Regions from separate parts of the Mus musculus genome. Here all the other regions are linked to region 7. A link is a loop called in an ENCODE intact Hi-C map of the cell type or tissue named here. Cell type or tissue: left cerebral cortex. All regions are shown on one strand. Region 1 overlaps Gm34441 (a long non-coding RNA gene). Region 2 overlaps Gm34441 (a long non-coding RNA gene). Region 3 overlaps Gm34441 (a long non-coding RNA gene). Region 4 holds the start of Gm38820 (a long non-coding RNA gene). Region 5 holds the start of Gm34441 (a long non-coding RNA gene). Region 6 overlaps Gm34441 (a long non-coding RNA gene). Region 7 overlaps Neurod6 (neurogenic differentiation 6).

Region 1 (4,000 bases), 130 kb before region 7:
TGAAATGGGCTGGCTGCCGTGTGGGAAGTGGACTGGGCCAGGATAAAGAGAAGCAAAGGAGTGTTAGCTATGGTTGCTACAACTCTGAGGAGAAATGAAGGTGAGGCCAGGAGAAGGGCCAAACTGTGACACAGTTTGACAGAGTTGACAGTGCTGCTGCCACACTGGGTGTGGCTGAGAGGGATCAGTCATGCTCAAACTTTAGCATCAGCAACTGGGCATGTGGAATTGCTGTTTACAGAACATGGAGATGAAGGTGATGACTAGACTATGGAGAAGAAGCAGGAGGTTAACCATGGGCACTGTAAGTGTGAGGGACCAGGTTTTCAGTGGAGGCACTGTGTTGCAGGTGGCTACATAAGCTTCGCATAGGTGGTGAAGGCCAAGGCTATGTGTGTGCTTCAGGATGTTAACGTGGAAAGGGCAGTAAAGGCATGGGTGTACATCTAAGTACATCTAAGTTTCCACATATTAATAGAGAAAAGAGGGGCATCAGGCCTGAGGCAGATCTCAGGGGCATCCTCACTGGAGACCAGAAAGGAGGAAGAGCCACGAGAGGAGACTGGGAAGAAATGGGTAGTGAAATAGAGGGAAAACTACGGACATCTAATTGACCATAACAAACAAAAACAAACAAAAATCCTGGTACAAATGGCCACTACAATGCTGATGAATGCCTAGGAGATTATTTGGGAAGAGAATACAGGGAAGATATCTGGACTGATGACATAGCCATGCATGGACAGATAGAGCAATATGGAGGTGCTCAAGACACTGAGCTGAACATAGGCAGATGACTAGCAATTCCCCTTATTTAGACCAGAGAACCTATGAGCACTGCATGGGGATCTTTATCAGGATTTTTGTTGGAGCAAAGTGTGGGACAACAAGGAATTAGAAGCTACTAAGACACCCAGCAAGAGCAAATTGCATCAAGTGTGTTTTGTGCACAAATGGAATATAATAAAGCAGCCAAAAATAATATGCATGTACACACAAACGTGTATACACGTATATAGGCATATATGCACAGATGTATATATATCAATACTGAATTGATTTCACATGTGATATTTAAATCATTTAAAATTTTCTTGGTGTTAGTGGAAACTGACCCATTGACTCTAGGTACCTTTTCATATGCTATTCAAACACTTTTACACTGAGCTATAACCCTGCCCTCTTTAGACATTTTTTTTTCAAACTTTGAGACAAGATCTCAGTTACCTAGATTGACCCCAGGCTCTTTCTGTACATCCGGTAAGAGTTAAAATGATCCTCTGGCCTCAGCCACATAGATACCTAAGTATCTGGGACCACAGGACTGGCAGAAAGCAAAAGGGAGAGAGGAAGGGAGAGTGAGACAGAGAGGCCACATTTATCATATGATGTTTCCATTATTTCTACTATATAAAGTTTAAAATGAGAACTTTACAACTTGGATGATGCCCAGTTAATATCACTACTTTTGCTTCAGGCCCCAGTGATGGTAACAGAGGAGCTCAGGGAAAACACAAGTAGCTTTTAGGATGATTTTGCATGATTAAAAGCAGGGCCTGTTAGGGATTCTGATGCATGCCATCAGATGTCAAGAGACAAGAAGTGCACACATGTCTGTGTCTCCCTGATCATGTCTGTGTCTCCCTGATCATGTCTGTGTCTCCCTGATCATGTCTGTGTCTCCCTGATCATGTCTGTGTCTCCCTGATCTCTCCTCTTACAAAGTCTCCAGGATTCACTCCCGGGCTCCCTGTTGATGTTGTAGAATCTCGTTCACTTCCAGTGCCCCCACTGCTAAGCATCATGGACCAAGTTTCTACTCTCATGGTGGATTAACTTTTGACACATGCCCCTAGAGGACGCTCAAACCACATCCAAACCACAGTTCCAGCTTTGCATTTCTTCTCAAACCTGCTGGCACTGGTCTCTGGACTCTTCATTTCATGCAGGATGTCTGTTCCCTTGATGCCTAGGTCACTGGTGTGTTTGCTGTGGCATTCCTAATACTTGACCCATAGTGAATGGTCAACACATGCTATGCAGAGATCCCATGACAGAGTGTGTGTGACTTTGTGTTTCTGTTAGTTTCCCACTTCTGTCTTTAGCTTCTTCCCTGATGGAGTTCATGGTGAGGACTAAAATTCCTGGTGAGAGCAGCAGAAATGCGGGTCCACAGGGAAGGAAGGGGGGTTGCCTCAGTCCTGAATAGGAGGCTATTTTGACATTAAAAGTTCTCATAGAAAGTTCTGCCCTGAGATCATCATGTGGCTGGGTGAGGTGCCAGAATTCAAGCTCTTGGGAGTGAAAGTCTTTGAAGCCGGGAGACAAATTTATAGACTTCGGATCATATGCTATTTGTTACAAATGACTTAGCAAAACAAAGTTTAGCGTTCCCAACTGAGCACTTCAAATAAAAATAGAGCCTTGCAGAGAGCATCACACCTTTCATTGCAAGAGAGAATACGTGCAGGCAATGAGCCCTTTCTGAAGAATAGCGTGATAGAATCAGGCAAGGTGGCTGCCCAAGGTGACTGGAGAATATCATGAGGAACTAGAAAACTCCAGTTACCAACACCACCTTACTCAAGCAAAGCATGATGGTTTGAGATGCCCCATGGCAGATCGTTCTCTGGTTCCAGTGTACTTAAAAGAGGTAAACAGGGGGAAGAAGTTCAGTGCAGCTATTTCATCTCTATATATTCAAAGCTTTATTGCTTGTACAAAAGTTAAAGAAGGCTTTGCCTTTTTTCTCCCATCTTGTCATGTCTGTCACTGGCCATGAACAAGCACTTGCAAGAGTCATCACCAGCACTAACAGATTGAATGAAGTGAGCAGAATGTGCTATGCATCTGGAGTGGGCCGCAATCAAAGCTGTCACTCATCTGATGTGCATAGTGGTGAGGCTGTAGTGAGGCGGGGGGGGGGGCATAAATTCTATTCATTCTGTTTCAGTCTTGGTGTCATTTGCACATATCGATCCCATGTTGGGAGCTGATGTTTCTCTGGATGCAGGGACGTCATCTCATGTGAGCCCTGTGTGATTTCACTCTCTGTGTGGCTTTTCTTGACTATCTCCCCCATACCTTTATAAATGGAATTGGCTTTATAAATGGAATCCTCTCTAAGCCCGTTTTGCCATTTATTATTTCTATGCCAGCACTGTAGGAGCCATCGTACACTGAAAATGAGCATTTGACTGTATCCTTCAACCACAGAAGACAGAGATCCAAGTCCTCTCCATTCTATAGCATTAGCCCAGGACTTGAGCCAGAAAGTGATAAATGGATGAGTCCAGGTATCTATAATGGATATGGACTAACTGTCATTTCTACTTTGTGACTAAACTCTTCCATGGGATATCTAATCTAGGTCTGGTGCTGTCCCTCCACCTATAGATAGGGTCGTGACAGGGGAAGTCTTTTGGTCTCTGAGATTAAACTTCCAAGAGTATCCAAGGTGACAAGGGTTACCCTGATGCTGACAAGGGTTACCCACCTGCTGATGGGATGGGTGGAGTCGCTGCTGATACTACAATGTGTGTCTTTTCTATTTTGACTTGAAGGTTTCACTGTCCAGCCTGTTCTAAGTGATTGACACACAGCTGGTACCTGTTTATCATTGCTTTTGGTCTGTCTTTGATTGCATACACATTTTACTGAGATTAGAGCTCACCTTTCTCCTTTAGCTTCCCCTGCATTTCTAAATGCAGTCTCCTTCTTAAAAGAGTGTCTCCTTCTTAAAAGAGTGACCAGACATTTTGAGTAACATTGGAAGGCTTGATACTGGAAGGTAGTGTTATCCATTCCAGGCACTTCTCCACAATGCAGGGTCAAGATGCTAGAGACAGACTCCCTACTTACCCTGAATGCAGAGACTTGTTTGACAAATACGGGGTTCATTTGACTCTCTAGGACCTAGTAAACCACACCGGGTAATTTATCAACAGGCCCTTAAGCTCAACTAATTAAACCTTTCTAAGATCATGTCCTGTCACGATGG
Region 2 (4,000 bases), 85 kb before region 7:
TTAAGACTGATGAAATACTGTAAAAAACACCTAATGAGTTGAAAATACATTTGTGCATAGAAAATGTTCCAAAAGAATATATTGGTATTAACTATAGGTTTAAACCTCTGAAGATAAGGTTATGGATGCTTACAAATAATTTCTCTTCTGATGTTTGTGCATGATACTTTGTAAAATTATATATAGTATGTATTAAAGACTGATTGTCAAATATGAAAATGGTAGAAAAGCTTAAAAGGCAATACATTGTTTGGCTTTTTGGTCTTGTTTTTATTAAAGTTTTATTGGTTTGTATTCTTTCAGATCCACCATCACCTTCCTTCTCAGCTCCTTTATTCTTTCCTTGGCTTTCCTCCGCTCCTTATGCATCTTCCTCTGCCTTGCTTCTGATGGGCAGGAATCACAGTGTGCGCACATTCTTTACACACTGTCAGACTGCAGCCAACAGAGGCATTTGGAATACCAGCCTCGCTCCTCATTCTCTGCAGCTTAGGAGAATCTTCCTATGTACTTTCTATGTTGTTTCTTGAGTTTCCTTTTCTGTGAATTTGTTTTCTACAGCCCTTATTTTGTTGTCTGCCTGCTAGTCCATCTATCTATCTACCTACCTATCTATCTATCTATCTATCTATCTATCTATCTATCTATCTATCTATCTATCATCATTTACCATGTATGTATGTATGTATGTATGTATGTATGTATGCATGCATGCATGCATGCATTTTGCTGTCTGCTACCATGACAGAATAACTGAGATCTTGAACTTAAAAGGGAAAACTGTTTTAGCTCAGAGTTTTTGATCCATGGTCTTATGGAATGTGGCTCTGTGCCTGTGATAGCACAGTAGACCATGATGTACACGTCAGTCAAAGGAGATCAGTTTGTGTTGTTGTATCTGTGAAGCAAAGAGAAAAAAAGGAATTCTTTATAAGTTCTTCCAGTGGCATGACTCCCTTTCTCTAGGCTTGAACTATCAAAGGCACCACAGGCTGATGTCAAAGCCTCTAACTCATGAACTTCAGAGGCTTTCTGGCCTAGACTTTGGCACTCTTTTACTCGTCTGTCTGTCTATTCATCTTGCTAATTTGGAAGTATCCTTTTCAGCCCTATTAAGCACCATTTTGCAGATCATCCCTTTCCTGAACTTTCTACAATGTCTATAGAGGAAACTAAGCTTTGACCTATCATTTTTTTAATTGTCTACCATTTCATCACTTTGTATTTCAGTCCAATCTCTGAGTTTTTATATCCCTTATTTCCTCTTTCCTTTCTCACATCTTTGATTTTTTTTTCTGAATTTCTCTGTCTATGGCAATACAAACTGATTAAGTTATTTTCTTTTACTTCGTTAAGCAAAGATTTTTACAAGTTTCTTTCTGTTATCCTTTTCCTCCCAAGTCTTCTGAAAAGTCCTTTTTCTATAATTCTTTTCCTTTTGGGGTTGCTCCATTCTCAGATGGAAACAGGTGGGAGGATGCTTAGCCCCTCTGCTCTGACCACTGGCATAGTGGCTGAGTCTCTTGGCTGGAGACACAGATGGCGGGTAGGTTGGTGAGCCCAGCAACTCACACATTTCCTGTCTACTTCTGCTCTCTCAGACAGAAATGGGATCCACTCCTACGTCCACTGCCGGCTTGCTAGCATATGAAACAGATGGACTGCATGGAAAACTCTAGCCCTGGTTTTTACTGATTCTATTTCTGTCTCCTCCCTGGCCCATAGTGCTTTATTTATGGGGACTACTATGCTGGTAGCCTACAGCCCAAGTCTTGCCCAGGTGTTTTCTGAAGAGTCGCCCTCTCTGTAGATAGGAATGGGGATCTGTGAGATGAGAAATCACCATCTGGATGTCTTAAAAAAAATATCATGTTCTCAGTGAATGACAAGCTGCTGGCTTTCTGGCCAATGGCATCCATGCACTCCTCAATGGAGGATCATGTGGTGGAGAAGATGCAGAAGTTCTTCTATAATCCTGATAGACAGTTTAGACTTTTCTTTCCTCCTAGGCAACAATGCACAAGGGGTTTCCTCCTGTTGTATGAGGCCTCATGCCAAAAAGGTCAGATTCTCGCACTTTGTTACTATATTCTTTGTTCTAGTTTTCATGGGTGTTAATGGAATTTATTACATCTTCAGTGCAGTTTGAATGCATCACTGGGGAAGGTACCACTGAAAGCTGATCCCTAGCTTAAGAGGCCTTATTTCATTCCTTATTTTGGATCATCAATGATCTCTACACTGAACGTTCTTAAGGAATGCTGGTCAGCCAGGCCAAGGCAGTCACAAAGAATGGTATGTTTGGGCTATTCTAAGTATTTAAGCAAATAACTTTTCATGAGTAAGATGCTTTTTCTAAGAGATTTTGAAATAGGTTTTTACTATTATTATTGTTGTTATAAATCAGGGTCTCACTAGGTTGCCCTAGCTTGCTTAGAACTTGCTATGTAGACCAGGCTGGCCTTGTACTCACAGAGGTTTGCCTGTCTCTGCCTCTGGAATTTTGGGACATATCTTAACTACTGCTTCTAAGATGTTCTTTTTCATTAATTTACTTATTTATTCACTTTATATCCTAATCATAGCTCCTTCCTCCTCTCCTCCCAGACTCACCCTCCCACTCCCTCTTCTTTGATCCTCAGCTCCCCTTCTTGGAGCACTCCCCCCACCAACCCTCCCTGGCAGATCAAGTATCATCAGGACTAAGAGCATCCTCTCCCACAAAGTCCAGACAGGACAGCCCAGCTAGGAAGAATCAGAAACAGCCCCTGATCCAATTATTGGGGAACCCATATGAAGACCAAGCTGCATATCTGCTGCATATGTGTAGGGGCCTAGGTCTAGTCCAATCATGCTCTTCAGTTGGTGGTCCAGTCTCTGTGAGCCCCCATGGACCATATTAATTGACTCTGAAGGTCTTTTGTGGTATCCTTGACCCCTCCAGCTCCCTCAATCCTTCCCCTGACTCTTCCACTAGACTCCCTGAGCTCTGCCTAATGTTTGGCTGTGGGTCTCTGCATCTGTTTCCTTGAGCTGCTGGATGAATCCTCTTAGATCACACTTGTGCGAGGCTCCTGTCTTTAAGCATATCAGAGTATCATTAATTGGGCCAGGGGTTGGCACTTTCCCATGGGGTGAGAAATTGAGTAAACAGAGTTTTGACTATCATTCTTTTATTGGTCTATCATTTTTATTATGTTACATTTCAGTCTAATCTCTGAGTTTTGTATCCCTTATTTTCATCTTTCATTCCTCACATCTTTGTCTTTTTCTACTGAATCTATCTATGGCAATGCAAACTAATTAAATTAATTTGTCTCAAATTGAGCCAGTCAATGGTTGACCCCTTCCTCAGTGTTTGCTCCATCAGTGTCCCTGAACATCCTGTAGGACAGACCTTGTTTCTAAGGTTCTGTGAGAATGCTGGTGTCCCCCTTCTTCCACTGGAAGTCCCACCTTGCCACATGAGGTATCTTTCCTTTATACAAACAATAAACAGGGTGAGAAAGAAATTAGAGAAACAACACCCTTCACAATATTCACAAATAATATAAAATATCGTGGTGTTACGCCTCTGAGGTGTAACTTCAATCAAGCAAGTGTAAGACTTTCATGACAAGATCTTCAAGTCTCTAAAGAAAGAAACTGAAGAAGATATCAGAAGATGGAAAGATCTCCTATGCTCATGAATCAGTAGGATTATCATAGTAAAAATAGCCATCTTGCCAAAAGCAATCTACAGATTCAATGCAATTCTCATCAAAATTTCAACACAATTCTTTACAGGCCTTGAAAGAGCAATTCTCAACTTCATATAAAAATAATAAAAAACTAGGATAACGAATATAATACTGCATAATAAAAGAACTTTTGAAGGTGTCGCCATCCCTGATTTTAAGCTGTATTATAGAGCAATAAACAGTAACAAAACCCACATGGTATTGACATAATAATAGACAGATTGATCAGTGGAATAGAATTGAAGACCCAGAAATAAACC
Region 3 (4,000 bases), 59 kb before region 7:
ATTTTTATGTCATTGTGACCCAAGCTGAAGTCATTAGAGATGAGGGAACCTCAATTGAGAAAATGCCTCCCTAAGACTGGCTGTAGTTAAGCCTATAGGGTATTTTCTTAATAAGTGATTATAGGAGAAGGCCCAGCCCATTGTGGGTGGTGCTGGGCTGGTGGTCCTGGGTTATATAAGAGAGCAAGGTGAGCAAGCCAGGGGAAGCAAACCAGTAAGTAGCATTCCTCCACGGCTTCTGCACCAGCTCCTGCTTCCAGGTTCCTATCCTGTTCGAGTTCCTGTCCTAACTCAACTTCTTTCAGTGATGAAAGCCACAGTGTGGAAGTGTAAGCCAAATAAACCCTTTCTTCCCAGCCTGCTTTTTGTTCAATGGTGTTTCATCACAGCAGTAGCAACCCTAACTAAGATAGAAAGGGATACCTGGTGGGTAGCTTTGGAGCTTTAATGCAGTGTAAAAAGGGCTTAATACCGAGGTGTATTAATTGCTGTACACGACACGATCAGTTGGATTTGGATTTCCTACGTCAACAATCGTGTGGAGACATGATACAACAGTTCATGTTGTGTGTCGCGTTAACTGCTTGCAGAGGACCCCAGTTTGGGTCTCATCACCCATGTCTGGTGGCCTACAACCACCTTAAGTCCAGCCCAGGAGGGATCAACACCCTCCGCTGGCCTCCCCTGGTACCTGCACTCTCACGTGCAATTAAAAATAGTGTGAATCATGTCTAGAGCCCAGAAAAAGAAACTGCACAAAATGGTGTTATATTTCACTTACGGTTTATTCAAACAGAGATTTTCAGGAATTTTGTTTGTTGTTGTTGCTTTTTACTTTATACTTAAAATATTTATCTTCACGTGTTTGTGTGTTTTGTCTGCATGCATATATGGGCCTCACATGCCTACCTGGTGACTATGGAGATCAGAGAAACATTGTATCTCCTGGAGCTAGAGTTACAGATGGATTTGAGTCACTGTGTGGTTGCTTAGAGTCAAACTCAGGTCATCTGCAAGAGCCACAAGTGCTCTTAATCATTGAGCCATCTCTCTAGCCCCTGTATCCAGTGTTTAGAGGTGCAGGGTCTCACATAGACCCCCCTGCCTGGCCCTGTATCTAGTTAGCTATGAAGCTATGGATGACCTTGAATTCCGTTTTCTTCTGCTTGCCCTTCTTGAGAGCTGGATTACCCGTCTGCCCTGATGTGTGCTGTTTCTTTGACTACTCTGAAATAGCAGACCCCTGAAAAGCTGCATGTAATACAGTTAAGAAAGGCTTATATACAGCCCACATGTTACATTAATAACAATAGAGCCTTTTCATAGAAAGCAGAAAAGACCTAATCAATTTCATGAAAATATTTATATCCTAAACATTATATATTAAAGTTGAGATGTTAATATTCTAGAATGCTAATTGTGGGCAATGTAAAATTATATTCCCATTGTTCATATTTCTACAGCCAATTCTCTTCAAAGCAGAAGCATTTAAAAAAGAATAGCTCCTTTTAAGTTGAAGAATATAGTAAGTTTAACTTGTTTCCCTAGTTTGAGTTTATAATGAAAAATTGAACCAATACACATATTTTTTCTGCTTAAAAAGAAGTGGTAGTAGTAATACAGTTATTTGAGTGATTGTATTTGTGAAAACTGTCAAATCCAATTACCTTGCTTTTTAGCCATTTTGTTATTGGAAAGTGAAAACAAGCATTTTAATATGGGAACCAAGGGAAATTCTACCCTGCGTTTGTTTTCGAAATGGGTCTTGTCACCTTGCAAGGCTGTTTTAAGGAACCGTGTTTTTCCCTGGAAAGACAAAACCCTGATATGCTTCTTGGCTGGGGTTCCAGGGATCGGTAGGGCACCTGGGCTCTGGGGTGCTGTGTTCCACTAGGCAGGTTCTGTGATTGTGCACGGTCCCTGCGAGTGCCCAGTGCTGCGTGCTCTCCCGGCACAGCTCTCCATGTTAACACGCTTCTTAGCAAGACCTTAAATGCTGACTTCCACACAGCCGCTCTTGAGCTCGCTCCTGCCTCTCCTGTTTCCTTTTTGTTTGCTGCTATAAAACTGAACAAATGGGACCCAGGGACGTTGGCAGGGATCCAAACCAGAGTGAAACGCATCCTGAATTGGCCCCTTGCCCAAAAGTATAATTTTCAGCTGTGAGCTGCCCTTAATTTTGAAAATCATCCTGTAGCTTCAGGTTTTTAGAAGCATAGCAGCATTGTGTCGGTTCTCCAGGCACCCGGCTCTCGAGAAAATGAAAACAAACACCATCTCTTGCTTTGTCTTTGCATTAGCTCAGACTTCTTTGACTAGAGGATGCGGCAACTAAGGAAGTTCAAATGTAAGACAGCCAGCTTTTTGGCCCAAGTAACCTAGTCCAGTCAGCTTCCACTTGGAGCCTACCAGGATTCCCAGCTTGATTGCTGGCATGCTTTAAAACTAGATTTCGCCGGGCGTGGTGGCGCACGCCTTTAATTTCAGCACTCGGGAGGCAGAGGCAGGCGGATTTCTGAGTTCGAGGCCAGCCTACTCTACAGAGTGAGTTCCAGGACAGCCAGGGCTACACAGAGAAACCCAGAATCGGAAAACCAAAAAAAAAAAAAAAAAAAAAAAAAAAAAAAAAAAAAAAAAAAAATCAAAAAAACTAGATTTCTCTGTTTAGCAACAGTCTTAATATCAGTTTCAAGTATGTTGGGAGGACTAACAAATTGTTCTGCAATTGACAATATATTATTCAGTAAGCAGAACTAGGGTATAAAAGCATCAACATTGCTCTTATAATGGCATTTTATCAGGCTGTGTAGGGTAAGAACTTCCTAACTTCCTGGCTCCAACTTTCTGCTTTTATTGCCAAGTATTTGTTTTTAATCATTCAGAGTAGAGTCTTCAATTTCTTTTTCTTTTTTCTATTGGATATTTTATTTATTTACATTTCAAATGTTATCCCCTTTCCTGGTAAACCCCCTATCCCATCTTCATCCCCCTGCTTCTATGAGGGTGCTCCCCCACCAACACACCCACTCCCACCTCACTGCCTTGGCATTCCCCTGCACTCAGGCATCGAGCCTTCACAGGACCAAGGGCTTCTAGTTTAGCCAATTAAGACTCTCTTCTTTCCTCAGATGATGTCTGTAAGAACTGGAGGAATTTTCTGGTTGCCATTTTGCCTTTAATATTTATTAGCAGTAAGTTGTGCTGGTTTTCTGTTCTATCAAGTTAACGTCACATCTGGCAAGCTGATGGAAAAATCATTTGACAAAATACCATTGGCTAATGTTACATTCTTTTATTCTCCAAGTTGAAAAACAAACACACACAAGTGAAATTACTAACCATTTGAATTTGCAATTCAGATACAAATACATACAATAGACACTTCTGACTTCCAATTCCCAGGGTATGGGGGTTAGCTCACACAGCTGGTAACTGTTGACAAGTGGCATTCACTAGTTGCACGAATCATATCTTATAGTCTCTGAACAATATGGAAAACTACTCTCTCCTTTTGCAAAAGGGCTAAGGCATGCTTTGTTTCTAAGATTTTAAGAGTAGTAGAAACTTGTTTTAGAAAACAAGAAGAGTTGAATTCTTCTTCCAGCCTTTTTCCTTTCATGGCCTTGGAAGGAAAAATAAGCCACATTCAATTAAATGGCGGCGACGGTGGCAGCAGCAGCCGCAGTCACTGCAGCTGCAGCAGCCAAGTCCCAGCTTCGGTGCTGGGAAATCGCCTCTTATGGTTTGTGGTCTGCAGGGTTTGGGACTGTAGAGAGTCAGTGACAAACCTCTCGAACTGAGTATTTCAGATATTCCTGGAGAAGAGACAGCCCTTTGGTCCATGTTGCCTCCTCCCCTGCCTCTCTTGAGTTACTGATTTCTTACGGCTCTATTTTAACTTGTTTATTGGCTCATTTGCTATGACACATTTGCAGTTTCAGTTTGTCTTAGTGTTTGTTGTGTGACTCACACTCTACCTTCGAATTCTATCTAACCACTT
Region 4 (4,000 bases), 130 kb after region 7:
CCCTTTCCTTTCCCTGTCTTTCTTTCTTCCTTTCTTCCTTCTTCCTTTCTTCCTTCCTTCCTCTTTCTTTCTTCCTTTCTTTCTTTCTTTCTTTCTTTCTTTCTTTCTTTCTTTCTTTCTTTCTTTCTTTCTTTCTTTCTTTCTTTCTTGTGTTTCTAGTTGCCAAGCCAGTTTCTGCTCCTTGGCTATTTTCTAACCCTGGAGACTTTGTTTTCTTGGACATTCTGACTGTGTTGCCGGTTTGTTTCTGTTCTAGGATCTCAGGGTAATACACCATGAATTTGTGTGGAAGCTCTGTGGAAGTCTTCTAAGCCTGTGCCCCTGGAAGCTGATGAAAATAAACTCTAAGCAAAAAGCTCCCTGCACTGCTCAAGCCTCCTGCTTTTCAACGAGTGGGCCTTGCCTCTAACTTAGATCACTACCAAGGTTTCTGGCTCACTTTATTTTCTGTCTCTGGCTGGGTCACCTTTATGGCATTTTGGTCTTATCTGGTGCCTTATAGTTCCTGCACCCTAACCACACTGCCTTCCAGAACTTCAGCTTTGGTCAGGGTCAGCCTCTGTTCCTCTTTCTGGTGTTGGAATGGAGCAGATTTTAATTCCTTCATATAGGCATTTCTGGGAACCTCAGATATCACACTAAAAAGAACACAAAGCCCCACCATCTCCCACTGCCCAGACCCTTGGGAACTGAGACTAGCAGGGGAAGGATAGTCACCACCATTGTCCAAAATAAAGACAACTGTATTTACAGTAGCCACTGCCTTGAGGTTCCCACCAACCTCTCATATCGCCATGGAAGTAATTCCTAGGTAATGTCTGTATATTTCCAATCCTTTAAGGCAGAGGCAGAAAAAGCAAGCAGGCAGGATGCCCCTTTGAATAAAGCAGAATTGGGGCCCTTCTGGGAGGGTTTCTCACAGCTATGATTCTCTACTTTCTTTAGGGGACAGGGATGGCATGCCTTTCTAGCATAGAATTGTGCCCCAAGTAATAGCGTAGAAAATTCTCAGAGAGCTACAGGGAATTCTTACAAGGAGGCCCCTCTGGTCTCTCCTATTTCCTAGTGGTGCAGAGGGAGAACGGAGAAAGCAGCAAGCATCCAAGGGCTTCAGTGCTTTGGATGACCTTCATCCACTTCTAGGAAGTTGTATTACAGGACCGTCCTGGACAAGAGCCCAGAGAGCAACCCTGTAACTCTAAGAGAGCTTATGGAAGAACCGAAGGCGCTTGAAGAGGGAGCAAAGGAGAAGGGGAGGGAAGAACGGAGGGGGAGAAATTTTAATGCCTTACAATATGGAATTGGTTAAATAAACCATGGTCCATCTGTAAATGAAATACGATAATACTATGCAACTTTAAAAAATAATTTTAATGTGGTTTCTACCCTGGAAAATGTTCTTGCTTTATTGTTAAGGTAGAAAAAGCAGGTTACCAAACAGTATCCATTTAAGGAAACACAGTAAATGTTAACAGTGGTTAGCCGTGGGTGGTGTGATTTCGGTTGACTTTTAAAAATTATTTTTGTTTATATGCTTTTTTTTTAAATCATCCACAAAAACATGCATTACTTTTGTAGTTACAAGCGACAGTCTGAAAACTAATAATGCAGCCACTGAACACCTAGCCACTCTCAGGTTGTTTTGTGTGAGGTGCAAAGGCGCCACAGAGACCCAGTGTCCTGTCTTTGAAGCACTTTGTTCCCCAGTTAGAGTGAGCAGAGACTTAGACTGAGACCCTGTACTCGCCAGACATTGCCTCATATAAATCCCTGGCGTTGGCAGCCCTGGCTTTCAGCCGAATCCCCACCTGGGGCCACTGTGAGAAATGAGGTTACAACAACTTGGTGGGCGTGGGGGAGGGACACCTTCTGTTGAGCTGACGCACATCTACACAGCGCCACCCAGAGGATAATCAAGGAACTCAACTCTTTAATTTTTCTATCCTGCCAACGTTTCTGATAGCTGCAGGTGCACACAGTTGTCTGTTTATCCTAATGTTAGGGTTACCATTTAACTTGATGAAACCAAGCCCTGTGGAGATCCTCTGTGAGCATCTTAAGGTGTGGTTTTGGGTGTTATTTCCCAGTAGACTCAGGATCTCTGAGGGCAGTATCTGGGGGCGATTCTAAAAGCTGCTCACAGTACTCCTCTGCACACCAAGAGTTGTTAGGCAGCCAGCCCCCCCTCCTCCCTCCCTCTCACGTCTATGTAAGTCCTCCCACTGCCGGACTCACCTTTTCCTTCTCTCTGGAGTAAGCAGTGGGGTCGGTGGGAATATAGACAAGCTGCTGCCCACCAACAACTTCTGAGTTCCTTTCTTCATTCATTCTCACTTTGAGACAGCGTGAGCAAATGATTTAGCCATCGGCACACCCCCTCAGGAATTCATTTTTAGAGGGGACATGAGCAGGTGAACACAAATGATCATACAGTGGGAGGAAACCACCATATGGGCTCGTGCCACTCCAGGAGAGCCTCAAGTACTGAGAAGCAATAGGAAAGTCCTTGTGTCCAGAGCAGCAACTCAGAGAAAGGAAGCTTTGCAGAGCTAATGGGAGAGGCAGAGGGACCCATTTCATAGCTGAGAATACAGAGGAATTGAAATCAATCGTTTGCTTGTGCGGTAGCACAGGGAATCAGGCTAGAGGTAAACCTTCTCATCTGTAGAACATGGGCAATGGTTCTGCTGCCCAGCTGGGTGGCTCTGTTCAGCTCTGTAGCCGTGCTGAACAGATACGTATCACCATTTTGCTGTTGTGGAGCCTGAAGATCGAATGGGGTGTACAAATGTGTATACACGCCCCTCTGAAACTGTGAGAGGTACATTGAGCCCTCTAGTGCTTCCAGAGTTTCCAGAATGCAAATGCCTACCCCACCATAAGAAGCAGAGAGAAGCCAGGAAGAGTGTGACTGCAGGGAGCTGAACTCAAAGAAAGATTCTCATCATTACTGAAAGAAATGGCTTCGAGAAGGGCAAGAGGAAAACAGCAGAGCGAGGAGGCTGAGCGGAGTTGCTGCCAGGAGAGCGTCCAAAGTGATGGCAGCTGACGCGAGAGCTGTATTTCAGGATCTTTCACCCACTTGCACATTTGTCACTTGGAGATGCTAACAAAGGCCCACAGTGGAGATCTGCTGTCTTGCCATTGAGCCTCTCTATGAGGGCATGGCAATTAAACAAAGAAGCCAGAAGCATGAGAAACCAAACAACAGGAGGCTGACTGTATGGTGGAGGTCAGTGCACATTAGTGAACTCAGTTGATGCCATTCCAGAACATTCTCATTTTCCTCTTGGCATAGAGCTTACTCTGAGGATCCCCATTATCTGGGACAGCAGCAACCATCAGTATCTGCCCTGCTTGGCCTCTACTGTCAGGGACCTGTTCTGTTCAAGTAATGATGATAAACTCACTCAACAAGTTCCAGAGGCTGTAAATAATGGACCCAGTGGCCCTTCTTCAGATGACAGTGAACCGAAGCAGCACTTTCGAGTCTCCTTTACAAGAAACAAGGGGTGTCACAGGATGACTGATGAAGATAATTTGGACCAATGACCAAAGGTCACTATGCTATTATCTAGCAGTGCCAGCCTCAATGTCTGTCTTAAAGCCATGCTAAACAGTACATCAGACCAGACTTAGAAGGTTTTCTCAGCGTGGCTTGTCCATTCAAAGCTTCCCACAGAAAGAGCCTTAATGGACAGATTCTTCTGGTATCACAGGAGCCTGGAAGAGACCATAGAAACCAACCCTTCAATACCTGTTTCTCTAGCAATCAAGGCAAAGATGCTGTCTGCTTAGCAGATGAGGGTAAGCCTCTGGAGTGGGGTTTGTATCAGGAGTTTGATCTTGCAGGCTCTGAGTTTTAAGTTTCTTATCTATAAGATATAAATCTATGCCACCCAATTTATTATAGAAATTAACTAGATATTTCATCTGAATTGTCAATACAGTATTGGGTAGACAGTAGGTGCTCAATGTTTCCCCCACTTTTCCTTTTAAG
Region 5 (4,000 bases), 140 kb before region 7:
TACTATGTAGAATAGGCTAACATCAAAGTTGCAGTGAGCTTCCTCCCTTAGCATCCTGTGCCACTATGGCCAGCCCAGTGTCATCACTAGTAAAGTTGATTAAATAGAGGCAAGAGAGGCAAGCATGCTTCCAAGCTGTGATCTTATATGAGCCAGCAATAGAAAGAGGACTTGAGGCACATCTGTGGGACCCCCAAGCTCTCCTCTTTCCACCACCAAAGGTGTTTAGAAGAACTTGAATGTGCCATAGGAGTGGACTGCTGCAGGAAGCACCCTGCTCCAGTTGGCCTGAGGAGCTGGTTCCCACGGCCCTACTACTTGCTGTGTGTCAGACATCCCCCTCAGGCTCAGTTAAGCATCTGCTGCAAGAGGGAATTGTCCTTGCTAAAGTAAACAAATGTAAAATGTGCTCTTCAGTTTGGCTTTCCAGAGGGATCACATCTGCCCCTCTGGGGTAGGACTGGGAGTCACTTCTCAGTGTCTAACCTTGACAGGCTCTTTGTGCAGAGGGTGCTGGTGTGCCAAGGTGCTATGTTCCAGCAGACATGGGACTCCATTTGCATCAGTGGTGCTGACTGGGTGGGCACCTAGGTCCTGACTGTCTTGTATCATGTAGAATGGTCTAAGCAAGAACAAAATTGGATTTGGGTCATTCTATGCTGATGCCTACATGTTTGCTCTTTGAAAAAAAAAAACACAACTTCATGGAGTTACAAACTTATTAGTAATTTGCAAATCACTTTCCCCTAATTATTGTCATACTATATATATTTATGAAAGTGCAGTATAGAAATATATAAGGTAGACCATAAAAGTTTATTTCATTGTCTTACCACAGTTGCTTGTTGCATTTTCCATGCCTTTTATGCTTCATGCACATGCCAGAAATTATTTCTTGAAACAAGTGTATAAAAGGGAATTGTAATTTCTGTTTTTCCAGGTAATAAAAATGAGACACAAGATTCAGTCACCTACCTAAAAGGTCAAGACCATTGTCTTCATCATTGTCCAGGCTGGACTGAATTCTTAACTGCTTAGAAGGCTTTCTGTCTTGGCTGGAACAGTAGGCTTACTTACATGACTTCTCCCATAGCCCAGAATTTGAGTTGGAGCTGCAATAAGTCTGCAGTGTAGGCTTTTCGTATGTCCCCAAGATTCCTTAGGACTTGTTACAAATCCACAGCTGTGTGTGTGTGTGTGTGTGTGTGTGTATCTGTGCGGCGTGTGTGTTGATGTATCTTCTCTTGGACTCTGTGGCTAACATTTCACACACAGAAGTTTTTCACTTCTACATTTAAACCCTCTTCAGTTTTGCCTTGCCAAAAATGTCTTTCAGCTCTCACCAGATAAGCTTCCCATTTACTCAAGCGTAATTATCATCAGCACCAACGTGCTGAAGCAACTCATGAACTGTTCATACATCCAAACTTCCCCGTTCTTCCAGTGTCTCCACTCTCTCTGGGAAGAAGAGTTAAAAACTGCACCTGAACCTTCCTTGGCTTCTCTTTGACTTCTCAAGAAACAGAACTCACTTCAGAAAGAATTAGTGGCTTGTATGTTGTATAAGTACAAGAAGAAGAAGAAGAAGAAGAAGAAGAAGAAGAAGAAGAAGAAGAAGAAGAAGAAGAAGAACAACAACAACAACAACAACAACAACAACAACAACAACAACAAAATCAACAATGGAAAAGGGCTTCTAAGTCATTGGCTGTCAATCTTATCCTTCAGATAAAAGGCCCTTCCTGCCTTTAAAAACAGTAGTCATGTGAAAGTCTACCTAGGAACACTCCTCTCCTGCATCATGGGTTGAGAAGTACACTGGACTCTAGGATCTTTCAAGGTCTGTGTTAAATGAGATCTGTCAGTTCTATCTTGGGAGTAAAACAGCATTGTAGGCCCTGCTGGGGCTGACTCACCCAGAGCAGCACAGGATGCTAGAAAAGCCTTACTTACGGGAGCTTTCCCTTTTCTCTCTATCTTCAGCTGCCCGGTGCTTCCTGGTGATTGCCATCTGAAGTTGAGGTTTCTCTGGCCATGTCTGGCATGCTTTTCTGCAATTATGTAGATGGAAAATGGGCAGAGAGAGACATTACCCACCTAGTGAAGGGAGAAGAGAAACTAGCAACCTCTAAAAGTTGTACAGGAAGCAATATTAATTAAGAAAAAAAAGCCCTAGTTTTTAGAAATCATTTTTTTTGAGAACGATTAGGTCAATCGGAAATGAGAACAGCAGCTCAGCATCCATCATGGGGAACGAAATGAAGATTCCGTGGTTGGTGTGGGCTAAAATTAGTAGCAGGACAGATTTAGAGAGAACTAGCATGTTTTCTCCCTAAAGGGAAATGTGATCATTAGTCAACAGCTAGCTATGTTGGGATATGTACTAACTAAATATACTCTATACTTTGGAATCTCCAAGAATTTTCTAGGAACAAGTGTAGCTGGTTCATCTTTTCTCAATGAGCTGACTGAGGGGCTAAAAAGGGAGAGGAGAAGAAGGTACGCTCGCTTTATTTTTATTTTTATTTTTGTTATGTGAAAATACTCCTGGGATGTTGTGCTAAAATTGAAGGACTGCTTAAATTATTTTGTTAAATTTTAACTTAATTTGATGTTATGTGTATGATGTCTTATAGGCATGTATGTCTGGACATGTGTGTGCCTCGTGCCTATGGAGGCTAAAAGAAGGCATTGGATCTTGTGGAACTGGGGTTAGCGACAGTTGTGAGCTGCCATATGGGTGCTTGGAGTTAAACCTAGGTCTGTAGGAAGAGAAGCAAGTGCTCTTAACCACTGCACCATCTCTTTAGGTCTTGAAGGAACTCTGAGATAAACAGTCTGAGAAACTGATGATACAGGACCTATGATGAAACAGGAGCAAATTGACTTTAAGTCTGTGGAGTTATTCATGACTGTTAACAAATGTTTAAAGCCTTAGCCAGGTAATGTGCACAGTGCTGGGGTTACATGGAAAGGGATAGAACCATATCTCTGTGTTTGGCACACTTGCTATTCTAGAAATAAAATGAGGCTGATTCTATCTACTTCAAAAGAGCAAAGTAGGAATAACAGAGCACTTATGAAGGGCAGCGTTCCTCCTAACACAGGACTAGCATTTTTACATACAGATGTGTCCCACACAGGAAAGGGCTATTTAAGAATCTGCAACTCTTCATGTGGTGTCTGGGGGACTCATGCACATGATTCTTGTTTGGGAGAGGATCTTAGTTCTTTTCCTGTTTCCTGAGCTTGTGTTTCTGAGTCATAACATTTAATATAAGAAAAAAGTTGAAATAGCCAAATAATGAAGGGCTAATGGCTTAAACCAATTAAAACATTGCAAATATTTGCTAACCTTTATGGAGGGTATCCTGGGATGTCGGGAGTACTGAGCCATACTGAGCCATAAATACTTGTCTTACTTCCTTTCTCTGGCTGAGAGAGATGAGCATGTGCCAGCCATTCTGCAGTTGTTGTCATGATCAAATGCTTTAGAGAAACAACTTAAAGGTAGATGAATTTATTTTGATTCATGGTTTCAGAGGTGGAAACTCATTATCGTGGGGCAGGCAGAACAGAACAGCTCAATTCCTGGCAAGCAGGAGAGAGAGAGAGAGAGAGAGAGAGAGAGAGAGAGAGAGAGAGAGAGACAGAGACAGAGACAGAGACAGAGACAGACAGAGACAGACAGAGAGACAGACAGAGAGAGACAGAGAGAGACAGAGAGACAGACAGAGACAGACAGAGAGAGACAGAGACATAGAGGCAGACACAGCAAGGCACAGAATGACAGGGACAGCTAGACTGAGATAAGTAGATAGATAGGTAGATAGATAGATAGATGCCCACATAGGCTGGCTTTCTGCCCCTATTCTTTTATCACAGTCTCCCCTCAGTGAATCATCCTTGGAAATGCCCCCTCAAACAAGTTAGGTATGCCTTACTCCTATCCTAGGCATTTCTCAAATTCATCAAAGCCAGAACTGACCGCCACAAAGCT
Region 6 (4,000 bases), 130 kb before region 7:
ACAATCCCCATGCCGTTACCATCCAACCTCAAAAATGATCAGTAAGTGCCGTGGTGACTTCCTTCATCTTTCCTGGAAAGGATCTTTGGGAAGCAGAGCATAGTCTTTGCCCCGTATTGTTCATGAATATTTCAGTACACACCTCAAAGTTATAAAGATCCTTTTTGAAAACAAACACATTTTTAATATCAAAGATCTAATCAGTGTTTAGATTGTTTTGCAAATGTCTTGTCGCTTGATTCAGTCTACTTGTTGTGTTTGTTGATGTGCTTCTCATGTGTCTTACACTCAGTACTTATTCCTCCTCCTCCTGCCCTGACAAGTTAGTTCCTAAAGAAACTGGATCTTTTGTCTTTGGAATTTTCCATGTCCTTATTTTTGTTTATTGCCTTCCTATTGGTGTGGTTTGACATATTCTTCTGTACTCTGTGGGTCTACAGACTCCATCAGGCGCAGGTTAGAGATATTTGTTGAGAATCCTTTATAGGTGACATTATGAAACCCGCCTAAGCCCATGGCGCACGCAGTTCTGGGTGTACAGAGGTATGAGTCACACCTCCTACACTGGGCACATGCTTCTCTTTGTGGCCTGCTTCACTGTTGGGGGTTTTAGCAAATCGACTTTTGCCTGTATCAGAATCTTGCACTGTGAGTTCTCCTTTAGTCTCCGTGATGCTTAATTTAGTAGATACAACATTGTTTCTGATACAGCATCTGAGTGAGTGGTCTGAGCAAGGATTCCCCCCACGCCCACCCCCAATGTGGTTTAACATCACCAGATCTACCAAATGGAAGAAAAATGCAGAAGAGAAGCAAAGTTTCTTTTGAGGTAATGGCACTCCTCTCCTGACAGGAAGTCTTAGAATGCCAGGGTCTATAGCTTTTGGACCCTAGGACTTGTACTGGTGACCCCCTAATTTTCTTAGTCACTGGCTTGGGATTGAGAATTCTGTTATAGGATTCCCCAGTTCTTTGTCTTGCTGATGGCTTGCCTTGGCACTTTTCAGCTTCTACAACCATGCGGTCTAATGTCTTCAGTAAATCTCTTATTACCTATCTCTATAACCCCATCTTTTTGGTTTTGTCTCTCTGGAGAACTGTAACACACATCTTTCCATATGGAAATTGACTTCATAACCAGCTTTTTCTACCACCCCAAACTTGTAGATCCAGATTTGAATAACAGCCCTCAATAATGCTATATTGATCATTGGGGTATTTTCATTTCGAGCTTATCCTGGTCCAGGCACTCACTAAGCCTTTGACATATGGTACTCATCTAACTTCCCGGACAACCTAACTGTGAAGGCACCTCCCTCCATCTTCCCATTGTGGTTTGAGAACTCCAAGGCAGACCATATGGCTCTTAGCCAAAGCAAAGACTAAGTCTATTTGTCAATAATTATTCCCTATGTTGAAAGCTTGCCCACGGAAGTGCCCTCACCTTGTCCTCCCTGCCCCCTGGGATTCTCTCCTTGACTTTCGTTGTGTGCCAGGTGCTAGACCTACTTAGTGGTTTGCTATTAATGATGAGGATGCTGTTAACAGTAGTTTGAGTTTGAAATGCCTTTAGAACTGCAGGGGTTGGGGATGGGGTGAGGTGAAGAAAAGGTGTTTACATACAATAATTAAAGGAGAAAACCGTGTGCTCTGGGGTTTAATCCTGACTTTGATACCTGTAGGCTGAGACTTTGCCAGTCACCATCTCTGTCCCATACAGGTCTCATAATAAAACAAGTAGAATGAAAGAATTCACTGAGGATAGTACTCAGCACATAGTAGGTATTCAGCAAATGTTACCTTTAGTATTCCGTGTTGAGACCCAACAGAAACACCAATAGCTTAACAACAATTTCTGTCTCACAGTGTGAACAGGCCATTTCTTCTTCTTCTGAACTATTTATTTTTTGTTGTTTTTTTCCTTTTTTTCCTTAAACTGGAGTTAGAAGGACGCTGCTGCCCACCCACCCCTCCCCACCACACACATTTTTAATTAAGGTATCTTTCCAGAAGGAATGCTTTAATCCGAAGTGATCACTTTGATACCGAAAGAGACACATTTGGAGGCTTCTTGGCGACGGGGAATTAAAGACAAAGAAGCTGAATAAATAGCAAGCAAAATGTTAATGTTTTGGCTTTGTGGTGTCTGCATGTGAGAGCCCTCCTTGTGTGGCTGTTTTGGCGGGCTCCTGTTGCAAGCCTCCAGAGGCTCCTTTTGTGCGCGGGAGCCCTGGCTGCTGGTTGTCACGCGGCCCCTAGAGGTCAGTCTGATCCAGGGATTGTGTGAACCACGCTGGCCGCGCCAGCAGCTGCTGGGGCCATGGATACTGCTGCAGCCAGGATCTAAGCTGCTCCAGCATCTACGACATTCGCGCTGCCAGAAGGCCTCTTCTTTCTGAAGATGGGTTTGCCAAAGTCTGGAAAGATGGAGTTTTCCCTCAGATGGTGATTAGCCTTGGTAGTAAAAAGAAGATACTTTATATGATTGTCTATATGGCATTGTTCTCTACTAAATTCATACTTTTCACTTTGCTGTGTTCCGTTTACTGAAGGCAAGAGTAACAGCGTGGGGATGGGGTAGAGAGGTTGGGATACCTTTTATCTAGCGCTTCATCTTACAAAGGACCTGAGTGAGGCTCAGATAAGGGGCAAGCAAACCCTGCTTTATGCTGGAGTTTTTGTCAGGGTCCTTTCCACTGCAAGCTTCTAATTGTTCTCTTAAAAACAACACCAAAAAGTCTTTAAGGGCTTTGGACGGATGTAAGAACTAGTTGGTGCTTCACAGGGAACCTAACATGCTATTAAAGAAAAATTATCCGGGAGTGCTTGTTAAGTCGTGGTATGGGTGATTTTACTCAGGACTCTCACAGCATGGAGGGACATGGCAATTCTGCCCTGCACTCAAGGCAGAGAGCTCGGCCTCCTCCAGAAGCGCAGCTGTAGCGAGTAGGGAGCATACCAGGCAAGAGGTCGGGTCCGCAGGTAGAAAAGCACTGAGAGGAAACATCAGGATGGAGGGGATTCAGGCAAAACCTACTTCCAGGATTGCTCGGAGACAGAACAGTGGTACAGATATTACCTGGGGGGAGGTGGAGTCTGAGCGTGTGGTTGGCTTTCATGGGGAAGCAGATATCTGGGTGCCATGTTGGGCTTTCGCTTAGGCTGACTTGGCAGCATACCAGCTAACTGCGGACTTCATGCAGCAATGCACACGTAGAAGGTTGGGAGCTTGACTGAATCTCTGCAGTCCTTAGCAGTGATTGAGATGAGGAACTCGGAGGCAGATCATCTGTACTTGGACGGGAGGTGGAGGAGACCAAACTTACCCACAACTGGGTAGATGGCGTCACTGCCTGCTGGTGCTCTGTGTACTCACCTGGGGATGGAGAAGGGTACAGGGCGTGTTTGCTGATACTGGTCACCATGGTTAGAAACAGTGAGAGGGAAAATTTTGAACTTGGAAGGAAAGGCGCAAGTTCTCTTTTTCATTCTTGGTAGCCCAACCTTCTCTTTCTAGCTTTGTTAAGTTTATTACAATAAATAAATGAATAAATAAATAAATAAATAAATTAAATAAAATAAAGTCCCATTGTTCTATCCCAGACTCCAAACACAAAGCACAAGTAAAGCTGAGGGCGTGTCCCATGGAGACAGAATCAGGATGCAGAAGTTAAGGGTTCGAGAAGAAAATCCTGCTCCAAGACATACTTCCAAGGAGGAACTCCCTAAATGTAGCAGTTTCCCCAAGCTTAGCTCCTAATAATGTCATGAGAGGCAAAGGACTCCCCATAGGACCTGGGTTACTTTACTTCTTTGTTCACCACTCAGCCTCAGGCAATCCACTCTTAACTTCCCAGAGGACACACCTTCCCTTCCACATCACACTTATTTTCCCATGCAGATACTAATGACAACGCTTCTGTTTGTTCCATCTTGTTGAATAAAACACTCACAGTAATGCCCTTAACACTCTTGCTCCACTAACTACTCTCTGCACGCA
Region 7 (4,000 bases):
ACACTTGTTATTTGCACGGGACTTTCATAAATATTTCCAAGTGGGTGTGTGTGATCATTTGAATGTGTATCCTTTAGCCATTTTCTTTCCTTCCTAATTGGAATGAGGAATCACTAGTTAAATCCAAGCCCAAAGAGGAGAAGCTCAATCCATATGGAAGACTGCAGCTATGGTGTTTTCTGTTGAGTGGTGGAGAGACACAGTACCACAGGCAAAGATGATGAAGGATGCCATTCAAACATAGCTGAAGCCATGCTTCCTGGCTCCTGGACCCTTTATACCCTGCTGCCTCTTCCTTTCACCTTTCAAAGTAGTTTTTCAGCATAGCATCTAGGATGCATTGTATAAACAACTCACAGGATTTCTTAGCACTGTGAATTGCTGAAGAAAATTGACTTAGGGTCAAGGGTGATATGTCATGGGAGCGGCTGGTTGGTTCTAGTGCCGGGTCCAGAAGAGGCATCTAAATGTTGACTAAGCATGGGATCCTGGCCGCATACACCCAACGTCCAACAGCATGACTGCATCTGCCAGAGACACAGGGAGCATGCACACACAAGACGGATGTGTCTAGATTCTAGATGTCTTCACGTCTCTGGGGTCGGCTTCTGTAATCCGCACTCTGAAATCTGGAGTTTCTCGTGAACTGAGCTCCGAGATAAACTTGCCCAGAGCACTGGATTCTTCCTCATTCTGCCAGCTGCTTCTCATCTTTGCTCTTCCACTTGCCAGAAGGGAGACGGAAGACCTATCTCCTGATGCAATCTCTGTTTCCAACAAGAATCTGTGACCTTGGAAAGAGTGCAGGTCTCAAATGCTTGTCTGAGCCAACATGACACTGAGCAGGTGCGGTGCTGTTTAGGCCAGGCCAGCGGGTACACTACAGCAAGGATAGGAGACCAGGAAACCACACCTACTCTATCAGAGAGGAAATGATATTGGAATGGCATGGGACAGGGAGGATATTCCTTTTCCAGATGCCTCCTCCCTCCACCTTCCCCTTTCCCCTCTCAGAATGAGCAGTGACCCGGTTCCTAAGTCTGAAGGGCCACAAAGAGTCCGGCACTGCTGGACCAAGTCCCAGGGAGAGCAGCTTTTGTGCACATATGGGAGGAAGTGGGCGAAAGTCTTCCTGTGCCCAGGCAGGCAGAGGGGACAGAAGGCTCTGTACCTTGGGCAAACTTCTCTCCACTTTGTCAGGGCACAGTCCCTTTTTTTTACCTCGGTTTCCTTCCCCTGCCTCATGGGAGCAAAGTGAACAGGTGCTCACACATGGGCTTGGAGGGCAGTTCATCACCAGGGAGTCCCGAGCCAGCAGCTGCTCAGCCCCTTCCCTGCTTTCAGGCAGCAGCTTTGCTCACTGAAGGCCCCTGGGTTCCAGCAGGGGGTGGCAGGGACTGGGTTAAGTAGGAGGCCTTCTGGAGACTGGGGCAAGGACCTCAAGTCTGCACTCCCTGAGTCCCACCAGCTGCCGGGCAGGAGAACAGGGTCAGCTCTGGGCAGCACCGGGGCGGGCTGGAGCTGCGTCAGACCATCAAACGGAGATGCCACCCGCTTCCCAACTCAGCAGCTGAATAGGGTGTAGGGAGAGTCCCTCAGCCAGGGCTGCGGTGCCCGCTAGATGGGCGAGGCCCCAGACTGCAGGGCGCCCACTGCGGGCGGAATTCGGGCAGCGCAGCCGGAGTTCTGGAGACCACGGAGGCTGTGGGAGGTCACCTGCGTCCTGCAGCCCTGTCTGAGTGGCCAGGATGGGACTGCGCTGGCTCAGGCAGTGCCCGTGGAATCTTGCGCTGCAGTGCGCTTGGCCCGCTGTTCTCCACAGGCCGCGCGCAGATGCCCACTTCCCACACCCTAGGAAGCAGACCTGCCCAGACAGCCTCTCGAAGGAGGAGGAGGAGGAGGAGGAAGAGGAGGAGGAGGAAGAGGAGGAGGAGGAGGTCACACCACCTTGCTTTATATTCCAGGAGCGGCTCAGTCCTGTTTTAAGAATCTAGCTCTTCGGGCATATTAAACGAAGTTTTTCCTTGCCTTTTGTTAGGAAACTTTTAATCACACATAAATTAGAATTTAGGTTCTAATCGGCCAGGCGTTTAACAGGCCCAGGGAAAAAGCTTCCCTTTTAAACACCGACTCTGGGGGCTGCTGGAAAACTGCCACCGAATTTAGGCAGGAGTTGAAGGTTAGCTGGATTTACCATTGTTTCCCCAGGGTGTTTAACACTCACTGTCCCCTTTTCTTTCATTTAGGATACTTTCCAAAAGAAAATTCTGGAAAACACTTTGGCGATTTTGTTTTTTTTAAAGAAATTTGTTTGAACCTTTTCAATTTAATCCAAAAAGATTCCTGAAATAGGGAGGTGGGAGCATTGGAGACTGGAAGCAGCTGTGTGGCAGGAAATAAGTATCATGCAAAAATACCATGCTAATAAATATCCTTTGTAAGTGGAAATATCTATGTTTAATTGCTTTTAAACTGTAGGATGGAAAACACAATTATACACTGTAACAAACCTGTACAGAAAAATCCTGAACAATACAAAACAAGTGCTAATATTTTTTTTCTTCATGATTGAATTAATTGTCCCCAAATTATGACACTGATAACCTCCCCCAAATACCGTGTTTCCTCCTCTGAAAATGCTTGAAGAGGAATAGTTGTTACCAACTGAATACACTTATTTTTGTCCCTAATAAACAGAAAATTGCATAGCTTTTGATACCGTTGTGCATCCCCAAATGCACCTTTTAATTTCATGGTTAGCTCTTAATATTTTAAAAACTAAAATTTCAGAGATACATATATGAATCCTAGTAATTATAAACACATTTTACTCATCTGATTTTTATAACATGCATTTTCATCATAACTGTACAACTGAAATAGACATTGAAGTATGCTGTGTGCATGTCTTTATTCAGCAACATCTTAGACACCTTGTTCAAACAAATTAAGTGAATTTGAAAGAAACTAAAACAAGAAAGAAATATTCTGCCAGTAAGAGAGAGAGAGAGAGAGAGAGAGAGAGAGAGAGAGAGAGAATCACAGTGTGATACAGACAAGAGGGAAGGAAAGGAAGTTCTCATACGAAAAGGGATTTATTATGACATAGAAAATGGTCACAATCTTTGAGACACACTTCAGAAACTAGTAAACACCTTAGATAGAGTTGTGCCAATTACGCAGCCCACAAGCATCTGCTTTGCCTTAATTAGAGTGGGAGGTGAATGACCACTGTTTATTTTCATTTTCCTCATTAATTATGAAAAACTGCATTTAATTCATCTTGCATAGTGAGAGATTGGCTGCGCAGATGTAAGTCGTAAGGGAAGTGGCTGTCGGTGGGCAACCTGAACATGGCACCCTGCCCAAGGGGACCCCTGGGTGGCACTGCACAGTAATGCATGCCATAATTGTAATTTTTGCCATAGTCCAAGGTTTCTTCTTGCTTCAGGGAAAATATCCCATTATAGTTAATTGGGGGAGGACTTAAGGGACCTTCAAACTGAGGGCTGGCACACTCAGGGGAGGTACTTTCATAGAAGGATTCATATGCACTGCAGTAATTGTAGGGTTTCATGGACTTGGAATTATCAAGAGTCCCATGCCCTGGGGGAGTGGCCAGCTCAGGGCTGTGGTAGGGTGGGTAGAATGTGGAGTAGGGTGACCTTGTGTGGTGGGCAGCCTCCCCACCCTGACCCATCAGGAAACTTCTGGCGTTGAGCTGTAAGCAGCCTGCCACCAAGTTTGTAGTTGGCTGGGAAAGACCTTTGCATAAGTTTTGGACGAACGTGAGCAGATCCGGTCTCTTGCCAATCCTCAGAATTTCAGAAAGTGCCCAGATGTAATTTTTGGCCAGTCGTAAAGTTTCTATTTTGGACAGTTTTTGGGTTTTAGAGTAACAGGGGACCACTTTTCGCAAATTGTCCAGAGCATCATTGAGGCCGTGCATCCGGTTCCTCTCGCGCGCATTAGCTTCCTGTCTCCTGAACTTGACCCTTTC

The links. Hi-C counts contacts between places; a loop is a spot of excess contacts. Peaks named below come from ENCODE experiments on the same cell type or tissue, not always from the same donor. Only the 100,000 strongest peaks of a DNase experiment are listed, where the experiment ranks them.
Region 1: a loop joins it to region 7, with 3.0 times the contacts of the local background. A loop is called at or near these places in 7 of 42 quality-filtered maps.
Region 2: a loop joins it to region 7, with 9 times the contacts of the local background. A loop is called at or near these places in 3 of 42 quality-filtered maps.
Region 3: it touches region 7 in a loop (4-fold over the local background); 4 of 42 quality-filtered maps call a loop at or near these places.
Region 4: it touches region 7 in a loop (6-fold over the local background); 6 of 42 quality-filtered maps call a loop at or near these places.
Region 5: it touches region 7 in a loop (5-fold over the local background); 7 of 42 quality-filtered maps call a loop at or near these places.
Region 6: a loop joins it to region 7, with 3.0 times the contacts of the local background. A loop is called at or near these places in 5 of 42 quality-filtered maps.

Annotation. Positions count from the first base shown.
Region 1 is chr6:55,540,685-55,544,684 of GRCm38, forward strand. All of the region lies in intron 1 of Gm34441 (a long non-coding RNA gene), which reads left to right. Among named protein-coding and RNA genes, the nearest start is that of Gm34441, 5.6 kb to the left of the region's middle. In left cerebral cortex, a CTCF peak has its summit at 1,866; DNase peaks (open chromatin) are centred at 1,893 and 2,843.
Region 2 is chr6:55,590,675-55,594,674 of GRCm38, forward strand. All of the region lies in intron 3 of Gm34441 (a long non-coding RNA gene), which reads left to right. Among named protein-coding and RNA genes, the nearest start is that of Gm34441, 56 kb to the left of the region's middle. In left cerebral cortex, no CTCF peak of the experiment used is centred here; a DNase peak (open chromatin) is centred at 1,667; H3K27ac peaks cover 1,479 bases.
Region 3 is chr6:55,616,054-55,620,053 of GRCm38, forward strand. All of the region lies in intron 4 of Gm34441 (a long non-coding RNA gene), which reads left to right. Among named protein-coding and RNA genes, the nearest start is that of Neurod6, 63 kb to the right of the region's middle. In left cerebral cortex, a CTCF peak has its summit at 658 (motif pointing left); DNase peaks (open chromatin) are centred at 2,081 and 3,883; H3K4me3 peaks cover 782 bases; H3K27ac peaks cover 803 bases.
Region 4 is chr6:55,802,379-55,806,378 of GRCm38, forward strand. Gm38820 (a long non-coding RNA gene) reads right to left here and starts at 2,506. Exons shown (of 3, transcript XR_869126.3): 1 at 2,236-2,506. It also overlaps a transcript of Itprid1 not described here. In left cerebral cortex, a CTCF peak has its summit at 1,908; DNase peaks (open chromatin) are centred at 435, 804, 1,122, 1,887 and 4 more places; H3K27ac peaks cover 3,755 bases.
Region 5 is chr6:55,534,721-55,538,720 of GRCm38, forward strand. It overlaps Gm34441 (a long non-coding RNA gene), which reads left to right and starts at 2,323. Exons shown (of 7, transcript XR_869122.1): 1 at 2,323-2,499. In left cerebral cortex, no CTCF peak of the experiment used is centred here; DNase peaks (open chromatin) are centred at 1,933, 2,314 and 2,720.
Region 6 is chr6:55,548,867-55,552,866 of GRCm38, forward strand. All of the region lies in intron 1 of Gm34441 (a long non-coding RNA gene), which reads left to right. Among named protein-coding and RNA genes, the nearest start is that of Gm34441, 14 kb to the left of the region's middle. In left cerebral cortex, a CTCF peak has its summit at 2,258 (motif pointing right); DNase peaks (open chromatin) are centred at 537 and 2,265; H3K27ac peaks cover 401 bases.
Region 7 is chr6:55,675,384-55,679,383 of GRCm38, forward strand. Neurod6 (neurogenic differentiation 6) reads right to left here. Exons shown (of 2, transcript NM_009717.2): 2 at 2,435-4,000. The coding sequence ends at 3,254. Among named protein-coding and RNA genes, the nearest start is that of Neurod6, 3.9 kb to the right of the region's middle. In left cerebral cortex, a CTCF peak has its summit at 1,657; DNase peaks (open chromatin) are centred at 759, 1,115, 1,689, 2,116 and 2 more places; H3K4me3 peaks cover 2,616 bases; H3K27ac peaks cover 2,967 bases.